Regions from separate parts of the Homo sapiens genome. Here region 1 is linked to region 2. A link is a loop called in an ENCODE intact Hi-C map of the cell type or tissue named here. Cell type or tissue: IMR-90. All regions are shown on one strand. Each heading gives the region's core, and the rest is flanking DNA. Links, peaks and the distances in the headings are about the cores only.

The links. Peaks named below come from ENCODE experiments on the same cell type or tissue, not always from the same donor. Only the 100,000 strongest peaks of a DNase experiment are listed, where the experiment ranks them.
Region 1: it touches region 2 in a loop (13-fold over the local background); 2 of 110 quality-filtered maps call a loop at or near these places.

The regions. Positions count from the first base shown.
Region 1 is chr3:23,723,506-23,733,939 of GRCh38, forward strand. No RefSeq gene overlaps it. Among named protein-coding and RNA genes, the nearest start is that of UBE2E1, 77 kb to the right of the region's middle. In IMR-90, for the core only: no CTCF peak of the experiment used is centred there; a DNase peak (open chromatin) is centred at 5,306; H3K27ac peaks cover 556 bases.
Region 2 is chr3:23,596,284-23,606,717 of GRCh38, forward strand. No RefSeq gene overlaps it. Among named protein-coding and RNA genes, the nearest start is that of UBE2E1, 200 kb to the right of the region's middle. In IMR-90, for the core only: no CTCF peak of the experiment used is centred there; a DNase peak (open chromatin) is centred at 4,098.

The DNA.
Region 1 (10,434 bases), core at 1,644-9,643, 130 kb after region 2:
AGTTTCGAGGCAGGCATGCCGGGAGCGGTGGCTCAAGCCTGTAATCCCAGCACTTTGGGAGGCCAAGGTGGGCGGATCACCTGAGGTCGGGAGTTCGAGACCAACCTGACCAACATGGGGAAACCCTTTCTCTACTAAAAATACAAAAATTAGCTGAGTGTGGTGGCATGTGCCTGTAATCCCAGCTACTCGGGAGGTTGAGGCAGGAGAATCGCTTGAACCCGGGAGGTGGAGGTTGTGGTAAGCCAAGATCGCACCACTGCACTCCAGCCTAGGCAACAAGAGCGAGACTCTGTCTCAAAAAAAAGAAAAAGAAAGTAAGTTTGGAGGCAGGCATCCAGGGTTGGTGGGACCTAGGTTTCATCAGTCTTTCTGCTGCTGCATTCTAGCATATGGCTTCCATCCTTCAGATTGCTTCATGGTCCAAAATGGGCTTCTGGAGTTATAAGCCAGAAAAAGAAGGAAAGTAAAGAAAAAGAGAGGCCTTCCATGCTAAGTTAGCTCTCTTTAGACTGCCTTCCTGAAAGGCCCACTGAATTCAGCTTTCTGGGCCACAAGTCACATGGTCATATCTAGCAGCAAGGGAGGCTGGGAGATTAATATTTTATTTTTGGTCACAATGTGGCTAGCAAGTAAAGAGGAAGTAAGGAGAAGTAGAGAAGTGATACTGGAAGTAGCCACTAACCATCTCTGCATCTGGCAAGACATGAAGGCAGGACTAGCCTTGGAACAATGTCTGGGGCTCAAGTTTTTCTAGGCCCTTAAGAGAATGCTTGCTCCAACTAGGCTTTTCTGCTCTGTTTAGGCTTTTTCTGGGTAGAGGGCAATCCTAAGGACTGGAATAGCCTAGTTCTCACAACTGTGTTTATTTGTCCAGAAGCCTCAGGCCCAAAATCAATAAAAATGCACAAGGATCCACTGAGCACACTTCATATGGGCTGCACTGATGTAGACATAACAGTGGAGCCAGGGTGATGGGAAGCTCTTTCCTGAGTGGCTTTCAAGCTAAGAGGGTAGCTTAGAACCATGTTTCTCAAACTACTTTCTTCCAGTTTATAGCAGACCACTATGTGTTCCTACTGTGATAACCATAGGAGTTCAGCAATACCCAGCCTCGTCTATTTCTTGTTCAAAAAGATGAGTCCTCTAATCATACACTTGGGTGTCACAATGTCAACTTGCTATATATATTTTATATATATATATATATATATATATGTTCTATATGCCTGTTCTCAGTTTCTCGGGGGAAAGGATCAACCTCATCCATTTGGGCGGCTATAACAAAAATACTATAAACTGAGTGGCTTATAAACAATATTTATTGCTTACAGTTCTGGAGGCTGGGAGTCCAAGATCAAGGCACTGGCAGATTCGGGTGTCTTGTTCATAGATGGCGCCTTCTTGCTGCGTCCTCATGGGGAAGAAGGGGGTCTCACTCTGTTGAGGGCACTACTCCCATCATAAGGACTCTGCCTGTGGGATCTAATCATCTCTTAAAGGCCCCACTTTCTAATATTACTGCACTGGGGGATAGGTTTCAACATACGCATTTTTCAGGGGGGGACATTCAGACCACAGCTCCCATTGAAACAAACTCCTCAAACTTTTCTAACTTTTCACTTGTGGTTTCAAATGACGTTCGAGACCTGTGGGTGTCAGGTGGAGCCTGAAGTCAATTTGTTATACAGACATGTTTTCATTATAATGATATTGGTGGGAAGACACTGTGCATCAGTTGATGATAAGAAAAAATCACATTTTAAAAAAAAGTTTAATTGAGTTATAATTTACATATACTAAAATGCATAGCTTTTGAATGTATATTTTGATGGCTTTTGATATATATGCTTGAGTAATCATCTCCTTAATCAAGACAGGTAAGCAAGGACCAGGCTGGGGGCTCATGCCTGTTACCCAACACTTTGAAGGGCAGAGGCAGGAAGATTGCTTGAGGCCAGGCCTTGAAGACAAGCCTGGGCAACATAGTGAGACCCTGTCTCTACAAAAACATTTAAAAATTAGCCTGCTGGTGGTGTTCATCTTTAGTTTTAGCTGCTCTGAAGGTTGAGGTGGGAGGATCACTTGAGCCCAAGAGCTTGAGGTTACAATGAACTTGATTGTGACACTGCACTCCAGCTTGGGCAACAGAGCAGGACCCTGTCTCTAAAAAAAGAAAGAAAAAGGCCAGGTATGGTGGCTCACACCTGTTATCCCAGCATTTTGGGAGGCCGAGGTGGGCAAATCACGAGGTTACGAGTTCAAAACCAGCCTGGTCAACATGGCGAAACCCCATTTCTACTAAAAATACAAAAATTAGCCAGGTGTGGTGGTGCACACCTGTTATCCCAGATACTTGGGAGGTTGAGGCAGGAGAATTGCTTGAACCTGGGAGGCGGAGGTTTCAGTGAGCCGAGATCACGCCACTGCACTCCAACCTGGGCAACAGAGCAAGACTCCTTCTCGAAAAAAAGTTTTAAAAAGAAATAAAGAGAGAGAGAGGAGGGAGGGAGGGGAGGGAGAGAGGGAGGGAGAGAAAGAGAGAGAGGAAGGAAGGAAAGGAAGGGAAGGGAAAGGGAAAGGGAAAGGAAAGAGAAGGAAAGGAAAGACCCGGCCAGGCACGGTGGCTCACGCCTGTAATCCCAGCACTCTGGGGGGCTGAGGTGGGTGAATCACGAGGTCAGGAGTTCACAACCAGCCTGACCAACATGGTGAAACCCCATCTCTACTAAAAATACAAAAATTAGTTGGGCATGGTGGTGCATGCCCGTAATCCCAGCTACTCAGAAGGCTGAGGCAGGAGAATTGCTTGAACCCGGGAGGCAGAGCTTGCAGTGAGCTGAGATTGCAGCACTGCACTCCAGCCTGGGTGACAGAGCAAGACTCTGTCAAAGAAACAAAAGAAAAGAAGAGAAAGGAAGACAGAAAGAAAGAAAGGAAGGAAGGAAGGAAGGAAGGAAGGAAGGAAGGAAGGAAGGAAGGAAGAAAGAAAGAAAGAAAGAAAGAAAGAAAGAAAGAAAGAAAAAAGAAAGAAAAGAAGGAGGAAGGGAGGGAGGAAAGAAGGAAGGAAGGAAAGAAGGAAGGAAGATATGGAAGCAGAATGGTGGCCATGATAGCCAGAATCTGCTAAGGAGTATGTAATAGATCACTTGCCAAAAAGAGATAGGGAATACTCCATCACCCCAGAAAGCACCTTGATGTCCCTCTTTAGGCATCTCTCCTGAACTTGTGTGTCTGCTCCTGAGGCAGCCAGAGGTACCCACTGTTCTCAATTCTGTCGCCATGGCTTGCTCAGGTTTTTTCCAGAACTTCTAGAACTTCCCTAGAATTTCATATAAGTAAAATTGCAGTTTGCAATCAACAAACTCTTTTTTTCTTTCTTTTAAAAGATGGGGGTGTCACTATGTTGTCCAAACTGGACTTGAACTCCTAGCTCAGGGGATCCGCCCTCCTGAGTACCTGAGACTACAGGTATGCACCACCACACCCAGCCTCACCAAACTCCTTTGGTTCCGGTTTCTTTCATTCAACATAATGTTTTTGAAAATCATTCATGTTTCTATATGAGTAGTTGATTTTTGTTTTGATTGCTGAGTAAAATTTCATTGTATGAAACACCGCACCACAACTTGTTAACCCACAAATAGTGCCTTGCATGTATTGAAACTTCACTATTGCCAGACACTGTGTTAAGCACTTCCCAATGTCTCATAACCACCAGAGGAAAGGTGTTGTGATGGCCCTTTGTGGAGGTTTTGCCTTCTTCTGTTCAGTATCAGATCTCAGTCTTATTAGCAGCTGGATCTGTCTTCCTGTGTGGTTTTGGTGCAAAGTAAAATGCAAGAAATTAGATCCTCCTTCTTGATGGGAGTGACCTTGGCCTGGCCAGTCTGATGCTGTCTTCAGGAACTCTGGAAGCTAAGTGAGTGACATAAGGACCCAATGCAGGGGGAACTGCAGGGCACAAAGAAGATTCTTTCTGCCACGTGACCTCTGCCGTGACTCCTGCCTGGCCTTCTGAGCAGCCTAGCTTCCTGCCAGTTTTCTACTCCTCCAGGCTTCCCTCAGTTCCAATAATTTCTTTTTTTTTTTTTTTTTTTTTGAGACAGAATCTCTCTCTGTTGCCAAGGCTGGAGTGCAGTGGCGTGATCTCAGCTTACTGCAACCTCTGTCTCCCAGGTTCAAGCAATTCTCCTGCCTTAGCCTCCTGGGTAGCTGGGATTACAGGCATGCACCACCACACCCGGCTAATTTTTGTATTTTTAGTACAGACAGGGTTGCGCCATGTTGGCCAGGTTGGTCTTGAACTCCTAACTTTGCGATCCACCCGCCTCGGCCTCCCAAAGTGCTGGAATTACAGGCGTGAGCCACTGCGCCCAGCCTCCCTTTTTGTTTAATGTAGGCAGACTTGGTTTCTGTACTTGCATACTAGGCCATTACTGATATACTAGGTATTATCCCCATTGTACAGATTAAAAAATAAAGCCCAGGGTCAGTGTGGTCAGTGACTCTCCTGGGGTCATACAAGCTACTAGGTAGCAGGATAAATAAGGATTAGAACCAGGCCGGGCATGGTGGCTCATGCCTGTAATCCCAGCACTTTGGGAGGAGGAGGCAGGAGGATAGCTTGAGCACAGGAGTTTGAGACCACCCTGGCAAAAATGGAAAAACCGTGTTTCTATTAAAAATACAAAAATTAGCTGGGCATGGTGGTGCGTGCCTGTAATTCCAGCTACTTGGGAGGCTAAGATGAGAGGATCACCTGAGTGTGGGAGGCGGAGGTTGCAGTGAGCCAAGATTGCACCACTGCACTCCAGCCTGGGAGACAGAGTAAGACCTTGTTTCAAAACAAAAAACAAACAAACAAAAAAAAAACACAGATTAGAAGCAGTCAGTCTTACTCCATGCAAAGGGAGAGGCAACATCACAACTGACACTGATAACCCTGGCCTCACTCCAGTGCTGTGACTTTGTCCCCATCCTTTTGCACCCAGGGGACAACATGGGCATGCTGGCATGAGGAGAAATGCACAGATCCCTTTCACAGCTGTCCGCTTCTCCCAACAAGGCCAACCAGGGAGCTTGAGATTGTGCCATCTCAAAATCTCTCCCCTCCAACCAGCTGAATCCTCCAGGCAACCCACTCACTTAACCATTTCTCTCTTCTAAGGGAGCAGAAACAAGAACCCAGCCCAGCGCGTGGGCTTCTGTGCCTTTTTCTGTGGCTTAGCTGAGCATTACTCTTAAATCCTTATTCTGATCTTTGTTTCATGTTTACAGAAGTGGATTCTTTTTATTCCTTTCCCCTGACAGGAATAATCCCTTTGGAATTTAAGCTTTTAAAGAGTAGCTCCTTGTGTTATTTGAAAGGCAGCCTAGGGGCTGCCCCTTTGCACACAGATCTCCTCCTTGCAGGAGGAGGTGTGGCTGGCCCAGGGCGGTGTGGGGACACAGACCTGAAGAACGTGAAGTGCATGACAAGCTCAGGCAGTCCTGGGGAAGGGAGTTCTCAGCTCCTATCTGGCCTCTCCCTCCCCCAGCTTTCCCCCATTCCTAGACCAGTCTGCACCAAGGGCAACCCTGAAACAGGAGAGGGAGGTAATGGGGGGAGGCTGTCAGCAGGAGGGGAGGAGTGGGCAGAAGATAACACTGACTTGTCACCTGCAGCCAGGGAGAGGGAGGGTGATGCCACAGTCGGCCCACCCTGGGACAGAATCTCACCTTTCTTTTTTTTGTTGTTGTTGAGATGGAGTCCAGCTCTGTAGCCCAGGCTGGAGTACAGTGGTGCAATCTCAGCTCACTGCAACCTCCACCTCCTGGGTTCAAGCGATTCGCCTGCCTCAGCCTCCCAAGTAGCTGGGATTACAGGCATGCACCACCACGCCCAGCCTTTTTTTTGTATTTGTAATAGAGATGGGGTTTCACCATGTTGGCCAGGCTAGTCTCAAACTCCTGACCTCAAATGATTCGCCTGCCTCAGCCTCCCAAAGTGCTGGGATTACAGGCATGAGCCGCCGCACCCAGCCAACCTCTCACTTTTCAAGGTCCCCTGGCTATTGAAACATGAAGACACCCTAGAGGAGGATTACAGACTCTAGGGGGCAAGTGAAATGCTGTCTGGATCCCTATCCACGAAGGAACTGGCACCCAGCTGCTGGGAGGAGGCCTGTGGTGGCCAGCCTCAGCCAACAGCCTTTTCAGAGATTGCCTCTACCGCAGAGAGCCACTTCAACCAGGTGACAAGGACAGCAAGAGAAAAAAAGCCTGGTCCTATCAGCTCAGCTGAGGACAACCCTGAAAGGCCATTTAAAACTCCCTGTGAGCGCAGCGCAGGCTGCCACTGGGCCACATCCCAGCCTACTTCTCACCCTGCCCACTCCTGCTTCCTTTTGTCCCCCTCCATGGCTGGTGATCCAAGGGTGGTCCCTAACTAGTATCTTGTCTGCTAACTCCATTGGCTTCCATAACATTCCTAACACATAAACATGCAATGCAATAGTCTGTACTTTTACATGATAATTGTGATTTTTTTAATGCTGATTCACGGTGTGTGACATCAATGAATTTTTTTCAATACTTGGTGCATATCTCTGTGTGTAGCCTTTAGTGACACAAAGTTATATGGGTTAGTTACTATTATCCACTTTTTTTTTTTTTAGAGACAGTTTCTCACTCTGTCCTACAGGCTGGAATGCAGTGGCGTGATCATGGCTCACTGCAGCCTTGAACTCCTGGGCTCAAGTGATCCTCCCACCTCAGCCTCCCAAGTATCTGGGACTACAGGCACATGTGACCACACCTGCTAATTTTTTTTTTTTTAATTTCTTGTACAGACAGGTTCTCACCATGTTGCCCAGGCTGGTCTGTAACTACTGGCCTCAAGCTGTCTTCCTGCCTCAGCCTCCCAAAGTGTTGGGTTTACAGGTATGAGCCACTGCACCGGGCCACTATTATCCTCTTTTACAGAAGAGCCAACCAAATAACAGACAGGAAAAATAACTTCCCCAACGTGACCCATCCTACGGTGGAGCCAGGATGTGACCCCAGGCAGGCTGGTTCCAGAATCTGCGCTTACAGGGCTCTACTCACCTGCCTGCCATCACTCTACATCTCTGGGCTGTTTCTACCTACCAGGCTGAGCCATGAGGTCAAGGATTGTGTCTCAATCTTAAACACTGTCGGGGGCAGGAGGGTAAAAATAAGTCTAAGAATATGAGAGAAAGGAATAACATGAACTTGAATATAAATGGCAAATCTCAAAGTAAAAAAAAAAGTTTTTTTTTGAGACAGAGTCTCTCTCTGTCACTCAGGCTGGAGTGCAGTGGTGCCATCTCGGCTCACTGAAACCTCCGCCTCCCAGATTCAAGAGATTCTCCTGCCTCAGCCTCCCGAGTAGTTGGGACTACAGGTGCCCGCCACCACACCTAGCTAATTTTTGTATTTTTAGTAGAGAGGAGGTTTCGCCACATTGGCCAGGCTGGTCTTGAACTCCTAACCTCAGGTGATCCACCTGCCTCGGCTCCCCAAAGTGCTGGGATTACAGGCGTCAGCCACCACACCAGGCCAAGTTAAAATTTTTCAAAGTTAAAAACATGACTCATAAGATGAACACATACCAAACATTTAACTGATGCTATAGCTCCCTAGGGCTGCTACAACAAATCATTACCCAGCAGGTGGCTCAAAACGACAGAAGCATGTTCTCTCACAGTCCTGGAGGCCGGAAGTCCAAGATCAAGATGACAGCAGGCCTCACTCCCTCCAAAGGCTCTAAGGGAGAAACTTTCCCTGCTTCTTCCAGTTTCTGGTGGCTGCCAGCATTCTCTGGCCTTCTTGGCATGTGGCCACATCTCTTATAAGGACACTTATCATTGAATTTAAGGCTCACATGGGTAATCCAGGATGATCTTATCCCAAGATCCTTAATTTAATTGTATCTGCAAAGGCCCTTTTTCCAAATAAGGTGACATTTCAAAGATTTGGATGTGGACATAATTTTGGGGGACCACCATTTAACCTACTACACTCATTAATGAGGAAATCAGCAGGGTGGTAAAGTTAATTCAAGGGAAAATTTGAGGAACAGGAGTTTATCTAGTCAGTCAGCAAAGGCATGCTGAAATAACTTGGCACAAATTGAATGGTTACTGTCTCACGGGACAACTACACTGTAACCTCTGGGGTTATCTTTTCCCACAGACAGAAACCTATTTGGGTAAAAATCTGTAAGTTAACATGTGACTTCACAGATTCTGGGCCCTAATCAATAGTAAATCAAACAAGGTACATTTGCTAGATCAACATTCCTCAATAGAACTTTCTGCAATGGTGGAATGTTCTACATCTGTGCTGTCCAATACGTTAGCCACATTTCAAGTGCTCATATATGGCTCAGGAGCTCTTGAAATGTACTTAGTAGGACTGAGAAACTGAATTTTAAATTTTATTTAGTTTTAACTAATTTAGATTCAAATATTAATAGCACCAGGCATGGTAGCTCTCATCTGCAATCCCAGCAATTTGGGTAGCCAAAATGGAGGCTCACTTGAGTCCAAGAGTTGCGGACTCGCCTGGGCAACATAGTGAGACTCCATCTCTACAAAAAAAATTTTAAATTAGCAGGGTGTGATGGTATGCGCCTGTAGTCCCAACTGCTCAGGAGGCTGAGGTGGGAGGATCACTTGAGCCTGGGGAGGTCAAGGCTACGGTGAGCCATGATTGCACCACTGCACTCCAGCCTGGGTGACAGAATGAGATCTGTCTCAAAAGAGAATAATAATAAAGAAAGAAATATAGATAGCTACAGGCAGCTAGCTAGTGGCTACAGTATTGGAAGGTGTGATCCTATAGATTTAAATAATCCCTACCAGGACCTAATAGACATGCTTGAATATAATATTGGAAAATATGCTGTTGCCTTATTTTCAAGTTTTCGTAATTTTTCTTAACACGTTAACAGCAGACCTCAGATGAGCAAAGTATGGGGAGTGGTGAGGCCTGCGGAAAACTGACAATTGCGTGTCCATGTAATTAGAAAAACACTTCCAGTTAGTTCCAATCAATCATTGCCCTGTTGTCAGAACTATTCATTTTTTAGAATATGACAGATGTGTGGGGTTTTATGCAAAATATCTTAATATTTAAATATTAGCCAAAGATTGGTAATCTCTGCTCTAGAGGAAATTGGCGCATGCTAATTAACCTCTTACGATCTGCTTCATTCCTAGTTACTCTTGTTCATATGCCATACTATCCAGCGCTGTGCCTCGTACACGTTAGACTCCCGTCCTCAGCAGTACAATTCATTTCAGTTCAACAAATATTTATTGAGCACCTACTGCATGCCAGGAACTGACCAGGAAGCAGGTCATTATAAGAATTAATAAAGTGCCTCCTTGTTTTCACAGGCTCCCATTCTGATCGAGATACCACACAAAGTCCTTTGTAAAGTAGGGTGATGGAGATCAAGGCACCAGGTGTCTGGGGAGTCAGGATGGCACTTGGCTCCAGTTGGGCAATTGAGGGAGGAGAAAATGGCAACCGAGCTGAACCTTGAGTAAGAAGAGTTGTTTGGGTGAAGTGAGATGGAAAGAGCATATTGGGCAGAGGCACTGCTGGGTGAGAGGGGAGATGCATCTATGGGCACAGCATGGCATATGAGGGAAACCTCAAGCAGTCAGTGTGACTAGAGCTTAAAATCTGAGGCCAGAATGGCCAGACGCGGTGTCTCACACCTGTAATCCCAGCACTTTGGGAGGCTGAGGCAGGCGGATCACTTGAGGTCAGGAGTTCAAGAACTGCCTGGTCAACATGGTGAAACCCTGTCTCTACTAAAAATAAAATATTAGTAAGGTGTGGTGGCGGGTGCCTGTAATCCCAGCTACTTGGGAGGCTGAGGCAGGAGAATCGCTTGAACCTGGGAGGTGGAGATTGCAGTGAGCTAAGATCAGGCCACTGCACTCCAGCCTGGGCAACAAGAGCGAGACTCCGTCTCAAAAAAAAAAAAAAAAAAAATTGAGGCCAGAAGAAATAGGAGGTGAAAGTAGGGAGGAAAGAAGGGTGAGATCATAGAAGGTATTATAGTCTATAATGTGAAGGGTGTTTTATCTCTGGCTTATCAAGACCATGAAATGAATGAATAGATGAATACATTCATTCAACAAATATTCTCCAAAGCTTGGCATTGAAGACACTGGAACTACAGGTAACAAAATTTGTAGAGTTTTCTTCTCATGGGGTTTATGTTCTAGCTGGGAGAGAAAAATGATAAACAAGTAAATAAGTGCAAAAATAAGATAGAATTCTAACCTGGGCACAGTAGCATGAGCCTGTAGTCCTAGCTACTTGGGAGGCTAAGGAGGGGGAATCAGCTGAGCCCAAGAGTTCAAGGCTGCAGTGAGCTGTGATTGTACCACTGAATTCTAGAATGGGCAA
Region 2 (10,434 bases), core at 938-8,937:
AAGGTGGAGTCTTTGTTCCCCACCACTTGGCTGGCCTTGTGACTTGCTTTGACCAGGAGACTCTGGAAGTTATCTTGTGCCAGTTTCCAGCCTTGGCCTCCAGAAGTCTTACACACTTCCCCACTTTCTTGGATTCCTTCCATGCCTTGAGAGTAAGCCCCAGGCTAGCCTACTAGAAGGTATGAGATCATGTGGAGAAGAACTGAGACGATCCTAGACCAACCAATCCTCCAGTACATGCAGGAACCCAGCCAAGATCAGAGCCACCTACTGTGTGGCTGATAGCAGGTGCTGCATCAGCCCAACCAAGACCAGATAAACTGTCCACCTGATCCTTATATTTGTGAGCAACAATAGAAGGTATTGACTTAAGCCAGTAAGCCAGTGATTTGTTACACAGCAATAACTAACTAATACAGTTCAAGCTAGGCATAGCCGTGGAACAAAATTCTGGTCAAAAGAAGTGAACCGAAGTGATGGGAGCAAATTTGCAGATCTCGTCTTGTAAAATGAAGCGGCCCACCCTCCTCTCCCTCTTTATTCTTTCCTGTGGTCTGGAATGGAGGTGTGGTGCTGGTGAGCCCATCGGGACCTTGTCAACAAGGGCAAGAATATGGAGCAGCAAGACCAAAGTTGTTCAGTTTTGAACCTGTTGAGATTTAAGTACCTCGAATACATCCAAGTAGAAGTGTTGGGTCACTGGATATACCAGCCTCATATTCAGGAGAGCACACGGCCCAGCATGGTAGCTATGAAGCTGGGAATCATCAGAGTATAAAGGGGAATGCAATTATGAGAGACGATGAGATTACTTGGGGAGATTAAGGGTAGAATGAGAAGACAAAGAAGACCAGAACCAAGCCTTGCAGGTGAATCACATGGCTCGCCATCTGTCCTGCCCAAAATGTCCTGAGATGACATGTTAAAACATTTTTAAGTGTGCTTATTTTAAAAATAATATCACGCCTATAATCCCAGCACTTTGGGAGGCTGAGGCGGGTGGATCACGAGGTCAAGAGATTGAGACCATCCTGGCTAACACGGTGAAACCCCGTCTCTACTAAAAATGCAAAAAAAAATTAGCCAGGCATGGTGGAGGGCGCCTGTAGTCCCAGCTACTCAGGAGGCTGAGGCAGGAGAATGGCGTGAACCCAGGAGGAGGAGCTTGTAGTGAGCCGAGATTGCGCCACTGCACTCTAGCCTGGACGACAGAGCGAGACTCCATCTCAAAATAGTAATAATAATAATAACAATAATAATAATAATAATAATATACCTGCACATTGGAAGTCTGAGGCAAGTGAATAACCTGAGGTCAGGAGTTCAAGACCAGCCTGGGCAATATGGTGAAACCCCGTCTCTACTAAAAATACAAAAATTAGCCAGAAGTGGTGGCACGCACCTCTAATCCCAGCTACTCGGGAGGCTGAGGCAGGAGAATCACTTGAATCCGGGAGGCAGAGGTTGCAGTGAGCCGAGATTGTACCACTGCACTCCAGCCTGGGCAACACAGTGAGACTCTGTCTCAAATAATAATAATGATAAACCTATACTATTAATGAAAAAAAAATACCATCAGTAGATGAAGTATTCTGAGGAATTATGGGAAGATTAAGCAACTGGAATTATTGATGAAGTCAATAGCAGAAGTGTATGCAAAGTAAAATTCATGAGGGAGAACTGCAGAGGTAAGAGCCATACCAGAGTTAAACTTCCTACCTGCTGCTGAAATGCAGGACCTGGAGCTGCTGCCCTGGACTACAAGATGTTGGAGCTGCAAGGTAGCTGGAGCCTGGGCCCCTGAGACCAGAGCACCGAAGGACCCTGTTCATCCCACCCAGACCCCAGACCTTCCTGTGAAAGAGAAGTCTGTTTTTATCTTCTTTAACCTACTGCTGTGTTGGAGTTTCTGATCTGTGCAGCTGATCTGAGCCTAACAAACGCACATGCCAACTTCACGATGGTGGCCTTGGGGGAGAAGAGGAAACAACACTAAATAGGCACATAGAAAATATTTCAATTTTATCTCTGATTTTTTAGTAAAGATATGCAGCCAATAAATATGACAAATACACAGATGTTTGTTATAGTATCATCTTTACTTCTCTATGTGTAAATTTTTTTCCAAATTAAAATGTTTAAGGTGAAAAAAAATAACTAAGCCTTACCTAAGGGAGGATAGAGTTTCGTTTCTGTATGATACATTTTGGTAAGTTTAGATTTTTAAAAGTGAATGTGCATTACTTTTGTAATCAGAAGAAAAAGACATAGCAAAAAGGTAAAATTTGGAATGGTGGAAGCAGCCTGGGTAGAAAATTGTTTCAGTAAGAATTGTTTTAACAGGAGATGGACTGGGCCGGGCGCGGTGGCTCACGCCTGTAATCCCAGCCCTTTAGGAGGCCAAGGCAGGTGGATCACGAGGTCAGGAGTTTGAGACCAGCCTGACCAACTTGGTGAAACCCCGTCTCTACTACAAGTACAAAAATTAGCCGGGCGTGGTGGCGGGCGCCTGTAATCCCAGCTATTCAGGAAGCTGAGGGAGGAGACTCACTTGAACCCTGGAGGCGGAGGTTGCAGTGAGTCGAGATCACTGCACTCCACCCTGGGCGACAGAGCAAGACTCCGTCTCAAAAAAGTAGATAAATAAAATAAAAGGAGATGGACTGGGGTGGTAGTTTGAGAGAGATGTTTGATCAAGGGAGGAGCTTTAAAAATGGAAGCTACTAGAGCCTGCTTATGATGATAAAAATGACCTAAAAGAGAAAGAAGGGAAGGGAATGTACACTTGCTGCTCAGATCATTGACATCACCTGGGAGCTGGTTAGAAATGCAGAATCTTGGGCCCCTGGCCCAGACCTGCTGAATCAGACTGTGCATTTTAACAACTCCCCAGGCAATTCACACACACATTACAGGTGGAAAAGCACTAAGGAGGGACGCACTGGGGTCACAAGCCTTTTGGTAGGAAGGGCAACCTCTGTCATTGCAGGAAGGAAGATCCTGTGGGCTGGTGTAGATGCAGGGAGACTTGTTTGTTTGGAAATGGAAAGATGAGAGAGTCACCCTAACAGTTTCTATTTTCTGAATAAAGAATAAAGCAAGATCACCTTCTAGGAGGCGGGAAGGGAATGTGGGAGGTTGAGAAGAAAGTACGAAATAGTCATCTCAGAAAGAGAAGAGTGACCTTATAGAAACATGGTAGGATTTCCAACCAAGGTTGAGTGTCCACGAGGAGTGTGAACTCATGACCTAAAAGAAGTTAAATCTAGTGTCAGCCAAGTTGTGTGGCTTTGTCCAGCAGCGTTCAGCTCATTCAGCACACAAACAAGAGAAGGCAGACAGCCAGATAAGAGAATTAAGGGACTGAATTAATGAAGGAACTTGCGAGGAACTGATTTAAGTGATGGATCCTGAAATCCATCCCTGTCATGGGGGTCCACAGGCAAGAGGAGGATGGAAGGTAGTAATTACAGATGAAATAGTGGGCTGTCTGGTATTAATACATTTCACTGTGTGATTAGTCTTTAAAGTTTCGTTATTGACAACGTAGTCAAGTTACTGTAACTGGAACAGATCTCCTGCCATTCTGAGTAGAAGAATTACTCTCCACATGACTCAGGTTTTGAAAACTACTGAGTTTATGCAATTTGGATATATGCGCCACTGTATTTCTCCACGAGTATTGAAAATTGAGGAAATTCTGTAGTCTGAATTACCAGTAAAGGCAATACGGGGTGTCCTGAGAAGGGGAAGAGAAGAATCACTAGCATGCTGGCCTGTGCCACGGTCTTTACATTCATCTCCTTCTCTAATCCCCAGGATAAGCCCTGTAAGAGAGGCATAATCACCCCACAGTTTACAAGTGAGGAAACTGCCACAGAAAGGTTAAATAACTTGCCCCAGGTTACCCAGCTGGGAAGACTGACCTTGTCAGGATTTCGGCCCCCTGGGTTCCAGACCCTTCCTTACACCTTCCCATTACTCTGTAAAAAGATCCTCTTAGTTGTGATCATATGTACAAACAGGTGCACGTGGGCCAGCACACACATTCCATAGTTCTGGCCACATTTTGTTTGGCTAACAAAGTAATGAGACACCCTGGACAGTACATTCTTGGGCGGTGATGTGACTTGCGGAAGACGGAGGTTCTCAGGCATATGGTAGCATTTCTTATCTGTAGATTTAAAAATGTTGCCCTTCTGATTGGGAAAAAATTCTTTTAGTACTATTAATGTAGAAGGCTTGAGATTTTAGAAAGCTGTGAAAATTGTGTGCCTTTGGGCAATGGAAATAGATCTCTGTGGCAGAATATAAAAGGGTAATCTACTGGGACAAGATTCTGTGTGTGTATTGTTATTATCACCACCATCATCACAATTACTACCCCTGCTGAATATGTACCCAGTAAATATTCAGCATAAAGCATCGAACACATGGTGTGTATGCATACAAACACAGGTGTGTGTGTATGTGTGTGTATATACAAACATGTAATTTCATTTAATGCTTCCTGTAATCCCCCGAGGTGTATCTTATCCCTATCACATAAAAACCCAGAGATTTTAACAGAGCCAAGCTTGCGTAGCTGCTAAGTGGCAGAGCTGGGTCTCAAACCCAGGTCTCTGTGGCTGTGAAGCCCCATGTGCAAAAGCACAGTGCTGTGCCACCTCCCAGTCCGAGTAAACTTGATACATATAATTGTGTATTTACTAACTGATGAAGTAGGGAATTACTGAGTTTATGCAGCCAAAACCCTTGAACGTAAGGAACATTCAGCATTGTGTCAAATGGACCCCAGGCAAAGCAAAATATTGTATGCCAGCTCCGCTGGGTGTAATAGCCCGTATTTCCCTATTAAGGGAAAAACAAAGCAGGAGGAAGTTAGAGCAATCCTTACAGATCAGGGTATTTGGAAGAAGGCAACACAAATCGGTCCCAGAAAAGCGCGGAGTCACCTCTGCCCTGCAGGAGCCGGCCATGGTCAGCTCTGTGTCTTCTCTTCCTTCTGGCAGTGGGTTTGTTTCTCTGTTTTTCTTTTCTTTTCTTTTTTTTTCCCAATCCCCATGGAAAGATTTCCAGTCGTTTTATAGCTGAATTCAGTGGAAAAGTAATGTTTATTCACCTCACAGCCAATTTGGACAGAGCACATTTCTATTCCATAAAGCAAGGCATTGGTACATTCATGATTCAGAATTACAGGCACATTCCTTGCGTACAGTTGTGTTTCAGCCTGGATAAAATTAAAATGTCACTTTCCTTTTTCTTTCCTGTGGATTCGCTTGAGTTGCTCTCATTAGGCAGAACTGGCACTCTTGGGAGAAATGCCAGGCTTCAGAATGAAGGCCTGGTAAATGTAACCTCATCAAGTTGCAGTAGCCGGAAAACAAGACATGAGGTGAACATCGGCATTAAGTGCACTTCTCTCTCTCTGTCTCTCACACACACACACACACACATGCACATACACACACAATCTGCCTTCCTTTCTGCCACTTTACTGAATCCACTCACAGATCACCAGTCATCAGCACCAACAGCATCTTCTAGAAGCTGATCTTCAGGCCTCCATAGCAGCCCATGCTGTTAACCCTCCTTCCTGAACTTCTTTTCTCCCTGGGCTCTGGTTCGAATCTCACGTGCCCCAAAGGTGACCTTCCACACTTCTGAATGTTTCTGATCCCTGGTTTTCTATCCTGTGTCTTCTCTCCTTCTCTCTTCCTTGGTGATCTCAGGCACTCAATATGCATGCATTTATTGCATCCCTAGACCACGTACAGTTGCAGAAGAACCGCAAAGATAAAGATGAAGCCTATCCTGTAAGGAACCGGATCTGTCTGATACTGTGAATTGTTCCCTTAAGTGGAAGTAATTCCAGCAGATTTCCCGTCCCCAAAAGGATGCAGACAAGAGAGCATGGGCTTTGGAATCGGACGAGCGGGGATTGAGGCCAGTTCCATAACCTCTCACCCCTGGGTTCCTTTCTACAAACTGGAAATGAAAACACCCACTTTATGAGGTTATATTTTAAAGTTTCTGTCAAATAGTAGGTGCTGAATAAATGTTATTATCTACCTCTCTCCTTTCCCAAATTCTTATTCTGACAAGATTTATTGATCTCCTCGTATGGGCAGCCAGACTCTCCTTCATGAGCCAGTGGGCGTGGCTGCAGCTGCTTGCCCCATTCCTATCCAGTATTCTTCACCTGGAATACCTTAAAAAGGCTAAAATTTAATTAAAAGAGGACGAGAAAGAAAATGAGTTAAGTAGGGGGTAGGGTAGAAGCACCGGATCCGTGGAGACTGAGGGGTTGTTCCCAGAAGTGATATAATTCTGGTGAAATTTGTTTCAGATATTTCATTGGTGTCTGTGTTAAAGCTGCTACTCCACCTTCACAGCTCTAGAAGGATACGCAAAACAGATGAATTGTGGGCCTACAGAGGGGGGATTTCGGATATTGTGAGTTAGAACTGGGAAGAAAACTTTTTACCACATACCTTTTAGCATGATGTGAATTTTAACCACGTGCAACTACTATATTTTCAAAAAATAAAACTAACCAACCAGAAAACAACATAGTTCTCTTTAGCAAACAGTTTGAGGACAATTGGAAGCACCATCTTTATGCTAAACTTAGCACCTTTCTCTTTTGCTAAGAATAAACCAAAATTAGCTCAGAAAGATGCCTGATCGCCAAGAGTTTGCCGACACCCAGGTGTGTCATGAGCCTCAAGACAGAACCCGGGTGCGTTGCAAACCTCATCTTTAATCGGCTGCAGGAAGCTCTATCCAGCTGCCGCACCGCAGGGTTCGCTTCACTGATGTGAGAGTGGGAATCAGGGATCAGGTTCCAGCCTGGGCCCTGGTGCTGTCTGGCCTTCAGCTCTCTGGGCCTCACTTTTTCTTTTATGAAATGTGATTTGTAAGGTCACTCTCTGATCCTCTGATCTGTGTACTGTGTCGGTAGAGTAATTAGACCTCATCCTCCCCTCCCAAGCCCTAGTGGACCACAGCCTTTCTCTGTTTCCACCCTATGAGGGCCTGAGATTCTCATGCTGAGAGTGCCTTCTTGGCTTTTGATGTAATTTCTAGAAATGCCCCTCAGACCCCATCAAGATTAAATATAGTATGTATTTTCCAAAGGCAGTTTTCAGCTACAGGAGATAAGAAAAAGATTTGGAGTAATACATTGGCAAACAGTGATTTTATTTATTTATGTTTTGTTTTGTTTTGTTTTGTTTTTTGAAACAGGGTCTCACTCTGTTGCCCAGGCTGGAGTACAGTGGTACTCACTGTAGCCTCGACATCCCAGGCTCAGGTGATCCTCCTACCTCAGCCGACCAAGTAGCTGGGGCTATATGCATGCACCACTACCCCGGGCTAATCTTTGTATTTTTTGCAGAGACGAGGTTTTGCCATGTTGCCCAGGCTTGTCACAAACTCCAGGGCTCAAGCAATCCACCCACCTCAGCCTCTCAAAGTCCTGGGATTACCGGTGTGAGCCACCATGGCTGGCCAAAACACTTATTTTAATAGTCATGTTTTTATATTTATTACATTACATTATTTATGTTTGTAATGTATTTTATGTATTATGTTTATCATCAACTTCTTTATGCCATGTGATACTGGTTTTCTGTTCATGGTATACAGTATTATGGTATTAGGTAAAAAAAAAAAAGAGCTAATGGCAAATTAATAGTATAGGTCTCATATTATTCAAGAGAACAATTATAAAGGTGGTCTAAAAAATGACTGAGGTTTGAGAAACATTGACTGCTATGGGTCAAGTTGCATCCCCTGAAGTCCATATGTTGAGTCCTGACTCCTTGTATCTCAGTATGTGAGCTTATTTGGAAACAGGGTTGTTTGCAGATGTCATTAGTTAAGATCAGGTCACACTGGAGTAGGTACCTACTGGGCAGGGCTCCTAATCAATTATGACTGATGTCCTTGTAAAAGGGAAGATTGGACACAGATGTGCACACAGGGAGAACGCCACGTGAAGACTGGAGTTGTGCTGCCACAGCCTAGGAGCTCCCAGAGCCAGAGAGAGGCCTGCAACAGACCCATCCCTAGCACCCACCGAGTGAATGTGGCACTGTTGACACCTTGATCTCAGACTTCTAGCTTCCAGAACTGGGAGGCAATGTGTTTTAATATATTTAAGCCTCCTAGGTTGTGGCCTTTTTTATGGCAGCCCTAGAAAATGAATATGTTAATGTAGATGGTTTGCGTTGCCCTGGGAAAATGGAACAAGAGAAAGATGCACAGATGAAATAACTTGGGGAAGAAGTTTGCGAATATCTCCAAACCACCAAGCATTGTCTCAACCTTTAGCAACTAGAGAGAGTGTTTCTGTCCTTGGCTGGAGGAAGCAGGTGACTCAGTGTCTGTCAGGATGCTGCTCCACTCCGGGCTTATTTGATTGGAGGACTGTGCACCTTCAGGGCTGGACTCACTACCTCGACCTAAGGAAGCTTTCTTGGAGTCTCCTTTCCAATAAGTAGGGTGTTAGGCTTAGGCTGGAGTTCTTCAGAGTCTTTTTTACCTCATCCCTAACTTTGCCAGGACCCTGCACCAAGAATTAAACACTTCTTTAACATCATTTAAATATCAGTGTGCAGGAAGGAGCAGAAAGAAAAGAAAATCATTTAAGTAAGCTAACCACTGCCATCAATCTCTGTGCAATTTGATAACCGCTGTGGTTTAAATGTGTCCCCTCAAAAATTTAGGTATTGCCGGCCAGGCACAGTGGCTCACGCCTGTAATCCCAGCACTTTGGGAGGCCGAGGTGGGCGGATCACGAGGTCAGGAGATAGAGACCATCCTGGCCAACACAGTGAAACCCTGTCTCTACTAAAAAAAAATATAAAAAATTAGCCAGGTGTGGTGGCGGGCACATGTAATCCCAGCTGTCAGGAGGCTGAGGCAGGAGAATGGCGGAGCTTGCAGTGAGCCGAGATCGCACCACTGCACTCCAGCCTGGGTGACAGGGCGAGACTCCATGTCAAAAAAAAAAAAGAAAAGAAAAGAAAACATAGGTGTTGCCAATGTGATAGTATTAAGAGGTGGGGCCTTTAACAGATTAATAGTCCCTGAGGGCGGCTCCCTTATTAATGGGATGAAGGCCCTTTTGTCTTCTGCCATGTGAGGACACAGCAAGAAGGGCCTTGCCAGACCAAATCCTGGGGTCTTGATTTTGGACTTCCCAGCCACCAGAACTGTGAGAAATAAATTTCTGTTCCTTATAAGTCACCCAGTCTATGGTGTTCTGTTAAAGCAGCACAAACAGACTAAGTAACATGGTCTTTTTTGACAGTGGTAACTGTTAGATGCTATTAACCTCAGTGCTCTCTTACTCACTCTGCAATACCATTGGACACCAGGGCAATGTCGTGACTTACAGGGTGATACGGAGAAGTTAGGAAGTTAGAAAGCCTGGCCTGGGTTCATGCTAGGTGTGTGGCTCTGTACACCCTCCCCGCTGCCTGCACTTGGCTTCCTCGTTGGTCACAAGCAGATGACAATATCTGCATATCTGCCCTTAGCTCTGCGAAGTGTTGCTGTGATGTGAAGATTGCTAACATGTAAGGGCTTTGAAATTGTAAAGACAATAAGAGCCATTCACCAAATATCTGCTGAGGACTTCCTAGGTACATGACAATGAGGGGAATACAAAAGTGTATAAAAGCCTTTCATTCTTGGAACACTTACTTTACTATATGAAGATAACACTGTCAAAAACAACTACCAAACAAAGATGTACATGTGCTGAACAAAGTAGTGTTGAATTGCATAAAAAGCTACAGCATGCAGACGGGGAAGAGATGCTGCTGCAGGCTGGATTGGGGTCAGGGAAGCCTTCCTGGGTCTTTGAGACATGAAAGCAATGGAAGAGTCTATTTCAGGTAAAAAGGCTACTGTGAACAAAGACGCAGGGCTGGACAAGGCCAGGCGTGTGCTGGAGGCATGAGAATTCCCTGTTAGTGTGAATGGAAGGAAACCAGGTGAAGCCTGGATACCAGGAGGAAGGCTCTGTATGCAACAGTTCTGCGGGAGGCTGGATGGCAGGCAACAGAACCTGCTGGCAGAGGAACCCGCTGGGAAAGCACCAAAGATGTTTGGCAAGAGGGGAGATAAAGAGACTAGAAGGGCACTCTGTGCCAGGGCTGATGGAACTGAGGCCAGGGGATCAGGGGGCAGGGACAGCGTCTGAGAAAGATGGGACAGACTGGAGGGGAGGCCATGGGAGAGTGTGAATAGTGACAACAGGAGGTGGATGCGGGGACTTCAACGAGTACCCTTGAAAGTACTCAGGGGAGATGAGGAACATGATACTTACTTGTCACTTATTAAGAGCTCTGTGGGCATTAGCCTATTTAATGTGCACAGCCCCTTATGAGCTACTTACTGTTTTCACCACTGGTTTATTGA